Linked DNA regions of Homo sapiens: all the other regions are linked to region 3. A link is a contact called in ENCODE Hi-C data. All regions are on one chromosome and are shown on one strand. Each heading gives the region's core, a stretch centred on a gene start or an enhancer-like site at or near the end of the contact. The rest is flanking DNA. Distances are from core to core; before and after follow the strand shown.

The links. Hi-C counts contacts between places; a loop is a spot of excess contacts on that map. Pooled maps may share reads with other maps.
Region 1: a loop to region 3 is called in a map of natural killer cell, with 16 times the contacts of the local background. The contact joins the promoter of TAB2 here to the promoter of ZBTB2 in region 3. A Hi-C loop is called at or near these places in 4 of 168 maps with a recorded cell type or tissue (Caco-2, naive thymus-derived CD4-positive, alpha-beta T cell and natural killer cell) and 13 of 50 pooled maps.
Region 2: a pooled map shows a loop between it and region 3 (8-fold over the local background). The contact joins the enhancer-like site here to the promoter of ZBTB2 in region 3. A Hi-C loop is called at or near these places in 10 of 50 pooled maps.
Region 4: a loop to region 3 is called in a pooled map, with 8 times the contacts of the local background. The contact joins the enhancer-like site here to the promoter of ZBTB2 in region 3. A Hi-C loop is called at or near these places in 1 of 168 maps with a recorded cell type or tissue (naive thymus-derived CD4-positive, alpha-beta T cell), 2 of 37 single-sample maps with no recorded cell type and 6 of 50 pooled maps.

What each region holds. Positions count from the first base shown.
Region 1 is chr6:149,314,820-149,319,197 of GRCh38, forward strand. It overlaps TAB2 (TGF-beta activated kinase 1 (MAP3K7) binding protein 2), which reads left to right and starts at 2,893. Exons shown (of 7, transcript NM_001292034.3): 1 at 2,893-3,196. RefSeq lists silencers at 2,036-2,105, 2,156-2,695, 2,786-3,685 and enhancers at 3,776-3,955, 4,116-4,225.
Region 2 is chr6:154,248,216-154,252,268 of GRCh38, forward strand. The region is part of intron 3 of IPCEF1 (interaction protein for cytohesin exchange factors 1); the gene reads right to left. Among named protein-coding and RNA genes, the nearest start is that of IPCEF1, 110 kb to the right of the region's middle. Within about 2 kb of position 1,421, at least 5 of the 41 ENCODE cell types and tissues checked have a DNase peak (open chromatin) inside an H3K27ac peak, as active enhancers do.
Region 3 is chr6:151,388,859-151,392,835 of GRCh38, forward strand. ZBTB2 (zinc finger and BTB domain containing 2) reads right to left here and starts at 2,701. Exons shown (of 3, transcript NM_020861.3): 1 at 2,562-2,701. It overlaps LOC124901232 (translation initiation factor IF-2-like), which reads left to right. Exons shown (of 3, transcript XM_047419613.1): 2 at 1,096-1,614; 3 at 1,847-3,977. The coding sequence ends at 2,746. RefSeq lists silencers at 1,263-2,192, 2,273-2,662, 2,673-2,732 and an enhancer at 2,714-3,586.
Region 4 is chr6:149,052,516-149,056,401 of GRCh38, forward strand. The region is part of intron 7 of UST (uronyl 2-sulfotransferase); the gene reads left to right. Among named protein-coding and RNA genes, the nearest start is that of UST-AS2, 22 kb to the left of the region's middle. RefSeq lists an enhancer at 1,900-2,019. Within about 2 kb of position 2,412, at least 4 of the 41 ENCODE cell types and tissues checked have a DNase peak (open chromatin) inside an H3K27ac peak, as active enhancers do.

The DNA.
Region 1 (4,378 bases), core at 1,643-4,142, 2.1 Mb before region 3:
CCTTACTAGACTAAAAAGCTCTTGAATGTAGTCCAGGAACTATATCTTTTTTTTTTTTTTTTCCTGTAGTGACTACACAGAGCACCTGAAAGCCAGTCTTGTTTTTTCCTTTTTATTTTCTCCAGTCTTGAGGATAAAAGACACTGAATATTTACTGAATCAATAAATACAGAAATCACATTTACCAAATACACAAAGACTCCTAACTATTTTTGTCCCAAATCCAAATAGATTAAATAAGGAAGAAGAAAAGGCTGAATGACCAAAATTCTGGTTACTCAGAACAGAGGGACAGTTCCATTGTAAAAGGATCTATCATCTCTCTATCTCATAACAGTCCTCCTCTTAGTGAGATAAAGGAACTCTCTGAAGTTTAAAGCTCTTGGGTTTTAAAAACTATTTACTTAGCAATAATTTCACGCTTACCAAAAATTGCAAGAACGGTACAAAAACATCCGGATTCACCAATTTTTAATTGTTTTATTTTAAAAATAACCCAGATTCACCACCAAGGTTTAAATTGTATCAATCTCTTCTTTCTGTATATGTGTGTAACAGATGTGTGTATGTGTGTATATGTATGTATTTTATTTTTTTCTGAACCGTTTGGGAGAAAATCACATATATCATGTTCTTTTACCCCTTAATATTTCAGTGTGTTTGCTTATAAACAAGGATATTCTCATGCAAACATATTCAGGAAATTTAACATTGATACAATTCTTTAATCTACAGCCCATATTCCAATTTCGCCAATTATCCCAATAATGTCCTATATGACATTTTTCTCCTCCAGTAAAGGATCCAGTTCAGGGTCACATATTGCATTTCGTTACCATGTCTTTAGTTTTTTCTAGTCTGCAGTCTTTGTCTTTTATGACATTGGTCATGATTTAAAAATACAGGCTAGTTATTTTATATTTTATTTTCCTCTACTTGGGTTTGTCTGATGCTTCCTCATGACTACATAGCTCTAAGTGCACTGCTGGTGCAAGGATGTATTTGTTATATGTACCTTCTTTGCCCCCCACTGGTTTTTAGACTTGACCTGCTCAAACCTATAATCTATAAAGCATTATATTTCTATTAAAATACGTACATGTACATTCCATAAATTTTTTTAAAAATTTGCATAAAATACATCATCCTACCATTTCAAAAGCAATTGTTGCCTCTGTACTTTATAATGGTTTCAAAGACAAGTGAAATTTACTTAATGGATTCAGTTTATCTAAAATTATTTAATCAATTATTTTATCATTGAGTATGGAAATAATTCCTCAGAGAACTGCTGTAAAGCGTTAAAGTTAATGATTTCTTCTCGCCAGTAAAACTAGAATCTTCCCAATTTTGTAAATCCTAATTTTACTTTTGCTTCTCTTAATGGTATCACCAATGGAGAATAATTAAATTCCGATATTGTAAATCATAAGTACTTTCAGCTTTTGAAGTGGCAAAGTATTTGAATTGGTGCTATAGCCCAGACTTCAGGTATTTTCAAAGGATGAATGAGGAAAAAGGAAGTGGGGAGAAAGAACTTTTAACTGTGAGGAAGGCTCTACTATTTAAAAGATGGTTTAAAAAAAATTCTCACTGTAGCTACAGTGCTCACACTGGAAATAAAAGTATAAAAATGGTCCTTTAGGATTTTTCTCTGGAGTAAGAATTGTTTCAAGGAAGAAACTGCCAGGGATATGGACATTTTGGACAGGGGCAGAAAAATGCCCTAGTGTTTTGGACACCATGGAAGCGCTAGAATTTTTAAATAAATATTTCACATTGTGAGAAACGTCTGAGTATTAAACACGCTTTTTTTTTCCCTAGGGGGACACTAAACAAATATTTATTTAAGGAGGTAGAAACTTGAAGGCCCCCCCTCTTCCCGCAAAGCTAGTCTTTGGCTCTGCTTCTAGGACTTCTAGGAACGTGCAATTAAAATAAAATCGAAACAACGAAACCCTCGCAGCATTTAGATTTCTTTTTTCCCCCTCAACTGCTCAAGAAAAGTCAGAAGCCGACACTTTTTCCAAGTCTCGAAGTTGCCAGTTGTGAGGCTCCCAAGACGTCTCCCGCACACCCTAGGGACGATTCTGCACGGGTCCCTCCCGTTAGCCGGCGGTGCGATCCGGCTCCAAGGGGGTGTGTCCCGGACCGCAGCGACCCGGCGCCAGCCTCCGCCGCGGGCCCACCTGCTCCTCTCGGCCGCCGCAGCGCCCCGGGGTCCGGCCGGGCCCCCGGACCCCACCCGCGCGGCGCCGCCGGCCGCCCGGCAAGTCCCGCCACCCACTTCCGGACCCGGCCAGCCCCTCCGCTAGGTGCAGCTGGGACGCGAGCTCAGTTCCTTTCTTCCCTCAGCCCAAACTGCTAGCGGCCCCCGTGGCGGGAGGTGGAACCCGCAACCTACCCCCAAGGATGGGGGGCCCAGGCGGAGAAAGGGGGTCCCAGCCCTCCCCGGGCTGCCCGCACCGGCACCCCCCTCGCACGGCCCCAGCGGCGGCCCGCGTCCTCCCTCCAGCCCTAGCAAGACAGGCGTAGAGACTGCGAGTGTCGGGGGAGGGGTACAGGTCGGAGGAAGAGCATCCCCGGGCCGCAGCCGCAGCCGCCGCCGCCGCCGCCGCCTGCTGCTCCCCCGCCGTTCGGCTAGGGGAGGCCTCGTCACAGCCGCCGCCTCAGCCGCGGCTGCAGATCTCGCGGTGTTTGCCGGCCGCCGCGCCGCCATATTGTGTGACAGTATTTTGATTTGGACTGGGCTGGCGGAGCCGCGGCGAGAGCGAGCGAGAGCTGGGGGGGTGGGGGGAGGGCAGGCGAGCGCGAGGGGGGTGGGGGCAGAGGGAGGTGGGGAGGCCGAGCGAGCCGGAGCTGAGGATTGGGGAGCGGCGACGCCGCCCAGCCGTCGTTTTTGATCTGCTGCAGCCGCCGGCGGGGCGACCCAGCCCGACCCCCTCCCCTCCCCCTCAGCCAGGAGCGGTGGCGGCGGCGGCGGCCGGAGGGAGTTGGCGGCGGCGGGCGAGCGGAGGGGGCTGAGCGGGGAGGGAGGGAGGGCTGAGGTGTCCCCCCTGCCGGGTGGAACCGGAGGCGGCGGCGGCGCTGGCGGCGGCCGTGGTGGCGGAGGCGACGGTGGAGACGGCTGCCCTAGTGGGAGAGGCGGCGGCGGCGGCGGCCGAGGAGGAGGAGGGGGAAGCGGCGGCGGCAAAGGGTAAGCGGACAGCGCTGCCGGGCCTCGGCGGGATCCCCAACCTGGCTCTCCCCTCATCGCCCCGCACCCCCCTCCGTCTGGAAGGGGCTCTGCCGCCTCGCGAGGCCCGTGCGGGGCGTTCGCTTCTAACTTGCACTCTTCCTCCCTCCGCCTCTTTCCTTCCCCCAGTGGCGTGGCGGAGAGGGAGGCCCCCCGAGTCCCCCAGTCCGGTGGGGGTGGGGAGCATCGGGCCGGGCCTGGGCTCCGGGGCGTCCGTGCGGGGGGGGAGGGGGAGCTTCATTGGAATCGAGCGCCTAGGAGAGCCCCGGGTGGGGGAGGGCGCAAGGGGCTCGGGAGGGCCCCTCCCTGCGTCGGCGCCCCTGACCCGCCCCCAGGCATGTGTGAGGTGGGGGCGGGGGAGGAAAAATCTCCTTTTGGGGAGCCGAGGTCTAGTTAAAGATGACTCAGGGGCGGGGGTTTTGGGGACAGACACGGGGCAGTTATGTGGGGGTCGGGCGGGAGGGAGAACATCGTTCCTTTGCGGATCTTGGTTTTCTGCAGCCGTCTTTGAAGTGGGGGGCAAGCCCTACTATGAATATGTGGCCCCTTAAATTTCACTGGATGTTTCTGGTTTTCGGTCCCATCAACCTCAAACCCTACGATTGTGGTTGAGTCAGGGAGGCTGCAAGGGTCTCTTGGCGGTGCTGAACAGGTGACAGGTGGATCTTTCTGTTGCTGATGCTGTGAGATGTTCAGGCACAGTCGTACACCAAAGTGTCAGAGACCGTGTGAGTTTGTATTTATGTGTTTGGCCATGTTTCATTCCATATATAGTATATTTGAGATGTTAGGTTTCCATTCTTCAAGTCAGCTTAATTGTTGTGGATAAATTCTTCAAATGTTTCTGATAAGAGGGTTTTCCAGGAGAGCGGAGGGAATTTGCAGCCTCACAGGGGTTTCTCCGTAGTTCACGAAATTTAGGCCCCCAGTGCAGGCTGTTGAGTACCCTTATTCATTGGAAAGTTCTTGAACGCTAAGATCGTATTCAGAGCAACTGTACGGCAATATAATTTTGCATCCATTTTGTCTGTTTTAGGTAAGTTTGTAAAGTGTCTAATTTTGGGGTCAGATTGATTCACATTTTAGAAAAGGAATTTCGTTTCCGCTTTAGCATACTCTAAAGGTTATGATGATCATTATGCA
Region 2 (4,053 bases), core at 171-2,670, 2.9 Mb after region 3:
AAATATACATTTTTTCCACAATACATTTTAAACAAACATACAATCAGACTATCAGCAAAAATAAAAAATATTTTTAAGTGCTTTAAAATACGTGTGTGTGTGTGTGTGTGTGTGTGTGTGTGTAGAGAGAGAGAAAAAAAATTTTGCTTAAAGAAGTTCTATTTGTTTTTTCTTTACAAATATCTAAGCTGAACTGATTTAAATTTGAAAGACAACCTTTTCCGTTAACAGGTAGAGAACTCAGGGGAAAAAACGTGTGAAAATGAAAAGCAGTTCCAAAATTTGGTATGTAATCTTAGTACAGCATTTTATAATGTTTTCTAGAGGTTCCTGGCTTATAGTCTACATATCTAACTATTGATCTGATAGCTATTGTATATGGTTCTACTGTATGTTTGAAGAAGGGATATGACATAGTGAAAAGAGGAGAAGGTCTTTAAATCCAGAGGCCTGGAACCAATTCCTGGCTATTATAATTAGTAGCTGTGGTGCCCAAGAAAATAGCACTCTCTGAATCTGCTTCTTCATTTATAAAATGAAGATATTGATAATAATTCTAATCCTATAGGTCTTATAAAGATTTTACAAGATTTATTTGTGAAAATCCTCTGAGAACTAAACAACATCCCTTTATATGAGTATGTGTAATATAATATTATATCGTTGAGATAAACAAATACTTTATATCTAATAAACAGAAAAAAATCATAATTTTTATAAGTATGATTTATGTATCCTTCAGCAATTACAACGAAGCTAAAGTGTTTAAATTATATTTCCTGGGAAATATAGATCCCAAGAAATATTGCACTGACATTTCATCTGACCAATGTTAGAGTAAAATTTATCCCCCCCAAAATTAATCATCCATAAAGATGGCAGTAATTACCTTAAATTTTAAGCAAAGATAGACATGTTATAATCATGGCATGTTACTAAAATCCAGGCAAGTTATCATGAAAAGGACCTAGTCTCAGCCTCACTTCACAAATATCTCCCACACTGACCTGTCTTGTGTTCTAAAGTTCCTATCATTCCCTCAAATCATCTCCTGGGACCTTTTTTTGATATGCCAATTCTCTGAGATCAGTAAAACCCAACTAGTACCTATTGGCAAAATATTTTTGCCCAAATATGTATATTATTTGAGTGGCTAAATTTTAGCTGAGAGCCAGGACTAAAGACAAAGAAGAGAATTCGTGAATGTAGATGCTGGGTAAGATTTGGGAAATCTGGGGTCCAGGAGTCCCTAGCAAGCACTTGAGACAAACCAAGAACCAGGGGAATAGGGAGAAAAGGGCGTTGTTAACAGTCATTCCTAGAGTGCTCAGGCCTCCAATGAACAAGATGAAATTACATTAGTTCAAACAAGAAGAGCAGCCTTCAGATGAACAAATGAGAGGAAAGTCCCTGGAGGGCAGCGATGGGATCAGCCAAGGCAGAGAGGAAGTGATGCTCCTTCCATCGCTCCCAGCTGGGTACCAGTGAGTATCCTCCACCCATTCCTTGTGAGCACCCAGTGGGACTGGAGCCCTCCGGCTCCACCTTAGGGCTACTTCCAGGGAAAGCCCCAAAATGTGAGCTTTGTCTCAATTCTGCCCAAGACCAACCCTTGGTCTACACCACGTTCTTATGCCTAGGATGGGATGAGAACAATACCTCAAGCAGAACAGGCACCCAACTCAAAGAAAGGCTTTTTTTTTGTTTGTTTTTAAGTGGGGGAGGGAGCTTAGTTATTGAGTCATTGAGTCAACCCTGTTCTGACAATAATTCTCTTAAAGCAAATTATTAACTGTTAAAACTGTTTTCCCTGACCAGAAACAGACTGCATATTATAGAAATAACAAATTCAGGGAGTTTCAGTTTCACCTAACATACATGAATTTGAAACCTAAATTGGTTTATATGAGACAGTGAAAACAATCTTTGAGAACTTTATTGCATCTAAGATAGATTTTACTCCTCACAACAGGAAGTGGAACCCGTGAACTAGTCCGTTTCAAAATGATCTTGCATGTGGTTTTTCGCTAGGTAAGTAAAAAAAAAAAAAAAGCAAGCAACCAGTTGAGCATTTTATGAGATGGTTTTTCAATAGGGGAAATTATAACTTGCTATCATCATAAATATTCAGAGCCTAGTAAGATATTTTCTCATTCTATTTTCTTCCAGTTTGAATGTTATAGGTAAAACTAAAAAATTATTCTAAAAATCTGATTTTGCCCTAACTTACTTCTAAAGTTGAGGGGAAATTTTTCTTTGAAAATATGTATTTCTTTTTCATTGAAGAAGTGTATTTTTCTTTAACTTTTTAAAAGATGGTTCAAAAACTTCATTTGGCCACGAATCACTCAAAAACACATGGAAATATACAAAAGACCCAGTAGAAAATATACAAAGGAAACTCCTTTGATATTGAATGTTGGGGCTAACGCCCAGGTTACGGGTAACTGTTATATTGACTTATAATCCATATAGTAGTTGTTAAACCTTGCAGGCAAAATTTACCCCAAGATGTATTAAAATTCACAGTAAGATGCTCTGTCATTACATCAGACTTCATAGTGATCCTAATCTTTAGCAAAAACTATACAGTGATATGCTGGTAAAATGGGCTCTCTGGTTGCAGGAGCCCTAACTGGTGGCTTTTGTCAATTTCTGTGGTAGAAACCCTCACATCATTGACAGTTTCAAATTACCAATATTTTAACAACCAAGCCACAGAAATTCCTGACTATTTTAGAGCCATACCAGATCGGCACAGCACTGATAGAGCTGTTAGGGATGTTCTTCCAGAAACCCCTGACATCTCCACAAACGTTTTTTATCCTTCCCAGAAAAATAGACTCAACTTTTTAAAGGAGATTCTAAAGCATCCAATTAATAGACATTTACCTGTGAAAACATGAAAAGCTTGCTTAATTTTTTCAGAAGACTAACCACCTTAAATAATACTTAATACATTAATTGAAATAATCTGTCATAGTAGTGGATAATGAAGAAAGACAATAGACATTCTAACAATAATAACAGAAGCAGTAATAAAAACAATGACAGAGGTTGGATGTGATGACTCACGCCTATGTCAGTGATTTGGGAGGCCGGGGTGGGAGGATGTCTTGAGCCCAGGAGCTCAAAACTGGCCTGGACAACATAACAAGATCCCATCTCTTATTTTAAAAAACCACAATGACAGCTAAAACATATGAATAAAGCTTAATAATCATATCATGCTCGCATGTGCCAGGCGCTGCTCTGAGTCTTTTCAAGATTACTAGCATTGAACTCTCATAGCCACCTTTCTGGCTCAGGTGCTATTATTATATCCACTTTACAGAAGTGGAAATTAAAGCAAACGGAGCTTCAGAATTTTGCCCAAAGTCACCAAAGTAAATGGTAAAGTGAAAATAGGTATTTCAAGAATAAAACTCTGCATAGTAAACTGTTAGGATATTTGTTTGCATTGTTGCTGTTTTGTTAAGAAGTAGGGCAGGGAAGCAAGGACTAGAGATTGTGGCGAAGATGGATACCACGGCACTTTCCACCTAGAAGAGGAAAAGAAGAAATGAAAGGAGGACTGGGAAGAAGGGGAGGAAGGAAGGGAGAGGAGATAAGGAGCTGCAGGAAGGGTGCAAGAGAAGACGGAAGAAGGAGGAAGACAATGTAGAAAGTGGGGAAGAGCAAAGTTCCAGGGAAAATCGTGGAGTTTCTAGCTGAAACAATTGCAATAAATGACTTAGCACCATAGAGAACACAGTTAGAAATGTACATATTGTTTCAGCAGTAAAGATACTGAGTCTGATAAACATGTGAGACATCTAAGTGGAAATACTTGGTATACAGCAGTATATAAGGGATTAGATATTGGGAGGAAAATCTGGAATAAAGACATAAAATGTTGACTTGTCACTGTATAAAGAGTAGAAGTCTCATGTTTTGGTCAGATCACCCAGAGAATGTATAGAATGACAAACGCTCAACATCAGAATCCAAAGGAAAACCAACATGCCCCAGAAAAGCAATAGAAGCCCAGCAAGGGGACTGTGCCATTAACAG
Region 3 (3,977 bases), core at 1,451-3,950:
ACATCCCCTTTGAAGAGAAGCTTTAAAACTGGCAAGTATGCACTGGGACTGTAGGACAAAGTTTTAGGGGCGTAGACTACACTCCACTGTAGTGTAGACTGCTCCTCCACTGTTGACCATCAGTGGCACCGGCGTATCACTTCTTGTACTTACGATGGCTTCAATAACTGGACAATTCTTTGTCTAGCAAACAAACCACAAGTTTATTAAATGAGAAATGCCCAGTTTAAAAGGATGTCCTATTAGTGGTAAATTACTATGCCTTTAAAAACTGCCTTCTTGTCCAGGAGCGGTGGCTCACCCCTGTAATCCCAGCACTTTGGGAGGCCAAGGCGGGAGGATCACTTGAGCCCAGAAGTTCAAGACCGTCTCGGGCAACATAGCGAGATCCCTGCCTCTTACTAAAAGGAAAAAAGAAAAAAGAAAAAAATGACCTTTTAACAGTTTGAAAACATCCTGGATACACAACAAGATCATTCAAAATGCAGTGGAATTTACCTTACCAATTTATAATTTTGGTTTGTGATAAATCAGTCAAATGAGAATTAAAATGGCACAGTCCCAATTCTCTATTAAACGTTCAGGGTACTCCCACACTAAAACGCTAGTGGTGTGTACAACTCGCCCTGGTGCTCCAACGGGGTTGGCATAGATGGATGATTTACATTAGCAAGGACAGGGCAGCGCGTTTAAGCAAACCCAGAGACCCCCTGGAGTTCTGATAATTCTGACCTTCTTTATGCTTTATTTTACTAAAACAATACCCTGATAAAATGAATAGAATCAAGGCTCACAAACTCAGTGGACCCATTGTATGATGAAAGAGCTAATGAACAATGCAGCTGGGGGAGGCGGGGAGCGAGAGCCGGGTTATATCCCCAAGGCATAATTAGGAGTTCACGTATTCGGGTGGAAGTTCCTGCAGTAAAAGGCGTAGCTGCAGCTTCTCCCGGCCCAGGCACTCGCCTGCTCTGCTACCCTCGCTTCTTTATTGCCTCTTTTACTACCAGCTAAAAGCGGCAAAACCCAGCTTCCTTTGCAGCTTCTGGCTAAAAAGTTCTCTCTTGCGGCTTTGTTTAAACAAGAAGGGTTTAGAGGTTTCGCTACACCGAGAAAACGACGCCGGCCCCGGGAAGCAGCCTCCCCGCCTTGGAGTCCGGTTGGGGCGTGAGGGCCGCGCGGGTCCCACGCCCCAAGGCTAAGCAGCCGAAAGCACAGCGCGCTCGGGGCCAAACCGGGCTGTATCGCAGGCGCAGATGGCGCGTCGGGCGGAAGCTGGAGGCCGCCGGCTCAACACGCTCCGTACCCGGGACTGGGGCCCGGCCTGCAGCCTCAGCGAGCAGGCGACAAGGGCGGCGCCACAGAGGCCGACGCGTCCCCCGCCCGCCTGAGCGCGCCGCAACAGCCACCTCGTCCCACCCGCCCCGGGGCGGGGCCGGGGGCGCGGCGCCGGGGCCCTCTGGCCCCCTCCGGTCTCGCCGGCCCCGCCCCCTCCCTGTCCCCGTCCCCGAGGGGCTGAGGGGGAGGGAGGGGCGACGCACTCCGGCCGCGTTGCACGCTCGCCGCTTCCCTCAGTCCCGCGTGCGCGCGCGCGCTCGCCCCAAGTCCCGCGGAGTTTAACACAATGCCGACGCCTACGCCGTGCGCAACGCCCCGGCCGGCGCAACAGCCCCGGCGCCGGGGGCGGGGGTGGCCCAGACAGGGAGAGAGGGAGAGGGATGAGCGCGCGCGAGAGCCGGAGACAGCGCGAGACCCGAGGAGGCCGGAAGCGCGCGTGCGCGCCCCCGCCCGCGAGCGGGAGGCGGAGCCGCAGCAGTAGCGGCAGCAGCTGTAGGAGCCGCTGCAGCTGGGAGAAGCGCCAGAGAGGCCGGGCCTGCTCCGGTCGGACCGGATCCCTCCCCTCCCCCTCCCTCCTCCCTCCCCTCCCCCAAACCCACTTCCGCAGCTCGCGGCCTTGCCGCCGAAGCAGCAGCGGCGGCAGCAGCAGGAGGCGGCGGCGAGGCGTCGGAAGGATTACGCACCTGACGGGCCCGCCTCTGAGGGCTCCAGCGCGGGACGCTCACCGGCCGCCGCCGCCCAGGGCGCACTTCGCGGTGGCGGCGGGAAGGGAGGGACCGGCCACGGGGAACCGAACGCGAATCGCCCCCCTCCCCTTCCTCCCTCCCACCCTCCCTCCGATCCGCCGCCCGCCCTCTCGGCTTCCGTCCCCTCCCCCTCCCACAAAACCCCGGATGGAGGCGCCGCCGACTCGCCGCCGCCTGGCTCCGGGGGATGGTTTTGTCAAGCGGCCAGAGCCCCGGCGCCAGGCGCAGCCGCCGCCGCCCCCGCGAGGCGCCCCTGCCCTCGCTTCCCAGAACCGGGTCCCCGAGTGGCCCGGGCCTTCCGCCTGCCTGCACCCGTAGCCCTGGTACGAGGGTCATTCGTCGTCTTTGTTGCCACCGCCTCTGCCGGAACCGTTTGCGAGCTCCGGTGGCCCCCGCCCCCCCACCGCCTTCCCGGACCCTGGGCTGGGGGTGGCACGTGGGCACCGGCCCCGGGAGGCGGAGGCGGTGCGCGCTTACCTGTCGCCGGTGCTGCTGCGGCGGGGGGTGTGGAGGAGGCGCCTCTGGGCAGCCTCGGCCGTGCTGTCCTCCCCGCCGCCGCCGCCTCTGCCTCTCGCTGCTGCTGCTGCTGCTGCCGCCGCGGTCGGTGTCTCCGGCGCGGCGGCGGCGGCGGCGGCGGGGCTTTTCCTGTCCGGTTACGTTAAGGTCACATGACCGAGAGAGCGGAGAGACTAGTGCAAAGAGGCTGCGAGCGGCTCCCGCCGGGGGGGAGAGGCGGCGAGAGAGCAGTGGCGGCAAGAGCCCCCTCCGCCCCCCCCCCAGCCGCTCCCCTCCCCCCGCCCGCCTCCGCCTCCTGCTGCTCTGCCGCCGCCGCCGCCGCCTGCAGCACTCCACTGCCGCTCCCACCCAGGCTCCGCGCTCTGCTCCAGCCAAACTTCTGCAGACCATGTGCAGCCGAGGCGAGGAAACTTCTCTCCACCTATTGGGGCTGGAGGCCTGAGTCACAAGCCCCTTGTTTACATAAAGTGTTTAGGTAGCACAAGTCCTTGAGATGCTCGGGGTAGAGATGGAGAGCCACTGCTCGTATCCTTCTGCCGGCTTCTGCTTGAGATCTCTTGGCCTTTACCCTTGTCCCTTGACTTTTCGTGTTTGTTTTAATCTTTAAGACTTGAAATGGAGTGGCCTTTAGAACCGGGGAGATACTGTAAACCAGCAGTATCTTTGTGTCACCAATGGTAACTGAAAGTCATGCTGAAGTACAGATTCCTGTAGCGTGCACAGAGGCAGAGGTGCTTCCTTTACCTTGCAGATGAGTTGAGCGGCGTAAGATGTTTCTGTTAGGGTTGAATTTCATGGTTATTTCAGCAACGATTTTCGTTTTTGAAGTTTTGGCCCCCCCAAAAATGAAAGTCTGCAACGCATGTTTGTTAAGAGAACAGTTTATTCTCCTGTTAGGTTTTGGTCTTTGAGGTATGGATTCCAGAGTTGGCTATTCTGTTAGATTTAGAGGTGTGGAAAATCTTTTAACGGGGAGATCCTGAAACACGGAAACATGGCAGGGAAGTTAGAATTTCCTGATGGTCATTTTTAACATTTTAAAGTTTACTTTTTGGTTGTTGCCATTTTTCTAGAATCCGTGTCTTTTTTGGGGAAATACAGTCCTTTGAGGACTAGAATTTAATGATTTCTTTACACATCTAGGATTTTTTGAGATTTAGAAAGGATATGGCTTTATTCCTAAGGAAGTGGAGGCAGCAGTTTCTAGGATACTCTGGTTTCAAGGCATGCTAACTTGGTTGTGATGTCTAACCCATTTTGGTTTACACAGTCTGACCACTAGCACAATGCCTGGCACATAGTTTACAAATCATTTAAGGCAAGCTTACCATCTTAAGACAATTTAATACATAGAAGTGTCCCTCCTAAAAATCTGAG
Region 4 (3,886 bases), core at 1,162-3,661, 2.3 Mb before region 3:
TAGCAGCACTCAAGTGATTGAACATTCAACCCAGGCCCAGGTGACTTGCAACCCCGTGCTCGTAAGCTCTTAACTGGTCTCTCTCTCTCTCTCTCTCTCTGAAAAGGGCAAAATCTAAAACATGATTATCTGAGGGAGATGGGGTAGCTAGAAAAGTAGGATTCTATGAAATGTTATTCTGCTGAATTCTCAAGAACACAGTGTTTCTGGAAAGCTTAGTGGTTCTGTTGAGGTGATGTTCATTGATATTCTAAATGTGTTACTTTGTTTTATTTTTTTGTTGGTGGGGGAAGACTTTACTAGTTGGAATTACTAAAATCGCTTTAATAAAGTGCTTGCAAAGACTCAATCTGGTTAACAGTAAAGCCATTTGTTTCAGTCATGTCAGCAACTTTGGTTTTCATAAGGGTTTTAATGAATCGGAGAGTGGAATTTAAGAAAGCAAACAATCCAAGGAATACTCCTTATTTTTCTAAAATAGCAAAGCAAAAATGGGAACCCTTTCCAGTTTAGTTACAGCAAGTATCTATTGGAGTTTTAGAAATTCTTAGAGTACATCATTTATCATATAGAACAAAACTTGATTAATGAACACTTTTTAAAAGTCTTTTTAGGGTCCTATTATTATTTTAGTTGTTTAGATATAAAAATATTTTATGACATATTCACTGTTAAATTTATAGTGAATTGACATTCAGTGACATTTGTTTTTAAAGTTGTTTATTGAAATATGTAGTCTACCAGAAATAAGTACGGTTACCAACTACTGAAATCAATTTAATAGTAATTTGGTCTTGTTAGTCTGTTAAAAAGAATTATTGGCCTTCAGATATTTCCACAAAGCCCTTTGTTACTCATGAATCCCATCAAGATGCTATGAATAAAGACTGTGAATATCAATAAGTTTGAAAACATTCCATGCTCATGTTCAGGGTCATATTTTTCCCTGTCTTCTATGTTCCTCTTTGTGGCTATAAACCCAAACTTATGTGTTGTGTGTTTTTTCTATGACAATTATGGATATGACTTATTTACTATATGCTCTATGAGGTATAACCTAATGTCAACTGACTTCAACTATGTTTGCCATACTTCCAAAAAAATAGCCACTCATGTATCTGTCTGATCAGGAGGTGAACCGATGGTGCTGTATGAAATTGAGAACTAATTATCTCATAAACATTCTAAGTGGATATAAGGAATTATGTGCTCAGTTGCAACCACTAATTTATCGAAGCACCGGGTCTAAATACCTCAGGGAATGCACAGAAGCCTGATGGTTGAAAAGCCTTCAAAGCATTCTCTCAGCTAAAAAGTACAAGAATTGGGGCTCATATCTAGTGCCTTTTTGGACAGTTGGTCACAGAAGCTTAGAAACATTGGCACAAGTATTGTCAGGTGGAGCCTGGCCGTGACCTCTGTGAAATGGCTGTCATGAGCTTGGCAGGGTGGGAATAATGGCTCTCCTGCCACCATCTGTCACCCCTGTCCAAGACACCAGCACAATTTGAGAGCAGCTGTGGTTCCCTACCCTATTCTCACCCCATCCCCCCATGCCCAGCAGCTCCCTCCCTGGGACTTTGGACCTCGTGGGAAAAAAATGGAGAAGGAGGGAAAGAAAAGTACTTGAGGGTTTTGTAAATGTTCAGAAAGGGAGGGGGGTGCGGTAGAATTAAATCTACCCAAAGAAGAGCCAAAGAGCTTTCACTTGCTTTCCCTTCTAGCCAACCAGTAACCAGTAGGCCTTCATTTTATTGTCACATGTAAAACTCAAGAAGTGATGAGTAAGTAGCATTCAATTAGAATTTAATCTTTTTTGGTAGAAATGGTGTAAAAGTTTTCAATGAGGATATGCTGATTCCTGGTTGCATGTTCCACAGCCTTTGATGTTCAACCACATCATCTTGCACTTATAGCTAAAAGGTGTCAGACACCTAACATTGTCTTAGCAATCTTCTGTGGTTCCAGATACTGTGTGCATCTTACAGGCTGGAGTTGGGGGACACCGATGCTTAATGGGAAAACTAATGACTTTATACAGATCTTATAAAACTCTGCTATTGTCGGGGGGCAGGCATTTAGTAGATTAAGTTTGTAATCTAAGAGAGGAAACTGGGCAGGAAAGACAAGAGTGAGGTGAAGCACCACCGTGGACCAGAAAAAGGCTTGAAATTAGAAGCCTTTGGCAAAAGTGTGAAACTTTGCCACTTTACATTGTTCAGTGGGTCAGAAATTGTCAAAGATTTTCTTTTTTCTCCAAAGAGAAATGACGAGGAAGGAGAGACATTTTTTATTTGTTCTGGGTGTTTGTTTATTGTTTGTTTTGGACAAGGTCTCACTCTGTTGCCCAGACTGGAGTACAGTGGTGCAGTCACAGCTCACTGCAGCCTAGACCTCCCCGGCTCAAGCAATCTGAAAGAGAGACATTTCAAAATTGAACCTAAGACTCATGGTTTATCGCATGAGAACCCACAGCTCTCACAGAAACTCAAGAAATGTCTTAGTGAGGGGACTCAATCCTTTACACTTCGAGCTGAAAGGACGGCAGTCAGCCCAGCCAGGAGGTTACCTCAGCATAGACCAAGTAAATAAATCATTTGGTAGAAGCCATTTGAGAGTAAAGGTTACTAGAAAGTCATAAATCAACCAGCAAGTCGATGTATGGTTTTGCTAGAATGTAGGAGCAATTAGAAATTTTTAGAAATATTTCTTTAACTGTGCGTGACTTGAGGAAGAGGACTATGACCTAACTAACCAGTTACTATTATTATATCAAAATGAGATTTTAAAAAATACAGTATGGATTTAATGCCGGTTCACTTATTCAGTTTTATGCAGTTAAGTTGTTGTTTTTAGAACATTATGAAATTTCATTTCATGCCCCAATAAAACTAAACTAAAATGGAATGGGTTACAGCTTTTCCATTTGTTGACTTTTCTCTTTCAAACATCTTTGATTTTCCATTCATTGAACACACTTTTTAAGAATGCTTTGAATGTCATTCAAGTTACCCGTTTCTCCTGTCCCCTCCCCCACCTGTCTCTAATGCAGTTTCCAAAGTGAACCAATCCTAACGGAACCTAATGATACCTTTGAGCACGTTTCTTAGTAACACTAGCACCTCTTTCTTACCTGCTTCTAATTCACATAATGGCCTTTCTAGCATTGGCTGATTGTTTCTTTTTCATTTCCCCTTTATCACTCCCACCCATGTCTTATCAAAGGGGAAGGCTGGTGGTTAATGGTCAGTGCATTGCACCACAATTTCATGCTTGTGCTGCATCAAAAGTCTAACCTGACAATCAGTCCCTTCTCTTCCATCTGACATCAGAAGCTTCTGCAGTTTCTCACAGCCATTGGCCATGAAAGTTCAGCTCAAGAAGTCATCGCAACTACCTTCATTTATAGCCTGTTGTTGACCTAAAACCTAATGCATGTCAGTGCTCTTCTCTGTTTCTTCTCTCATGTCAGAAAAATTAAAATGTTTTAATTTTTTTCCCAGGCTGCATTTGCAAGTTTTAATATGTCTATAACATTTTTATAGTATATCAGTATCCATATCAAACATTTAACTCTGTTACTCTGCTTTTCTTTTCTTTTCTTTTTTTTTTTTTTTTTTTTTTTTTTGAAATGGGGTCTCGCTATGTCGCTGCAGTGCGGTGGCGTTAGCTCACTGCAACCTCTGCCTCCCGGGTTCAAGCGACTCTCAGCCTCCTGAGTGGCTGGGATTACAGGCATGCACCACCATGCCCAGCTAATTTTTGCATTTTTAGTGGACACGAGGTTTTGCCATGTTGGCCAAGCTGGTCTCAAATTCCTGACCTCAAGTGATCCACCACCTTGGCCTCTCAAAGTGCTGGGATTACAGGCCTAAGCCACCGCACC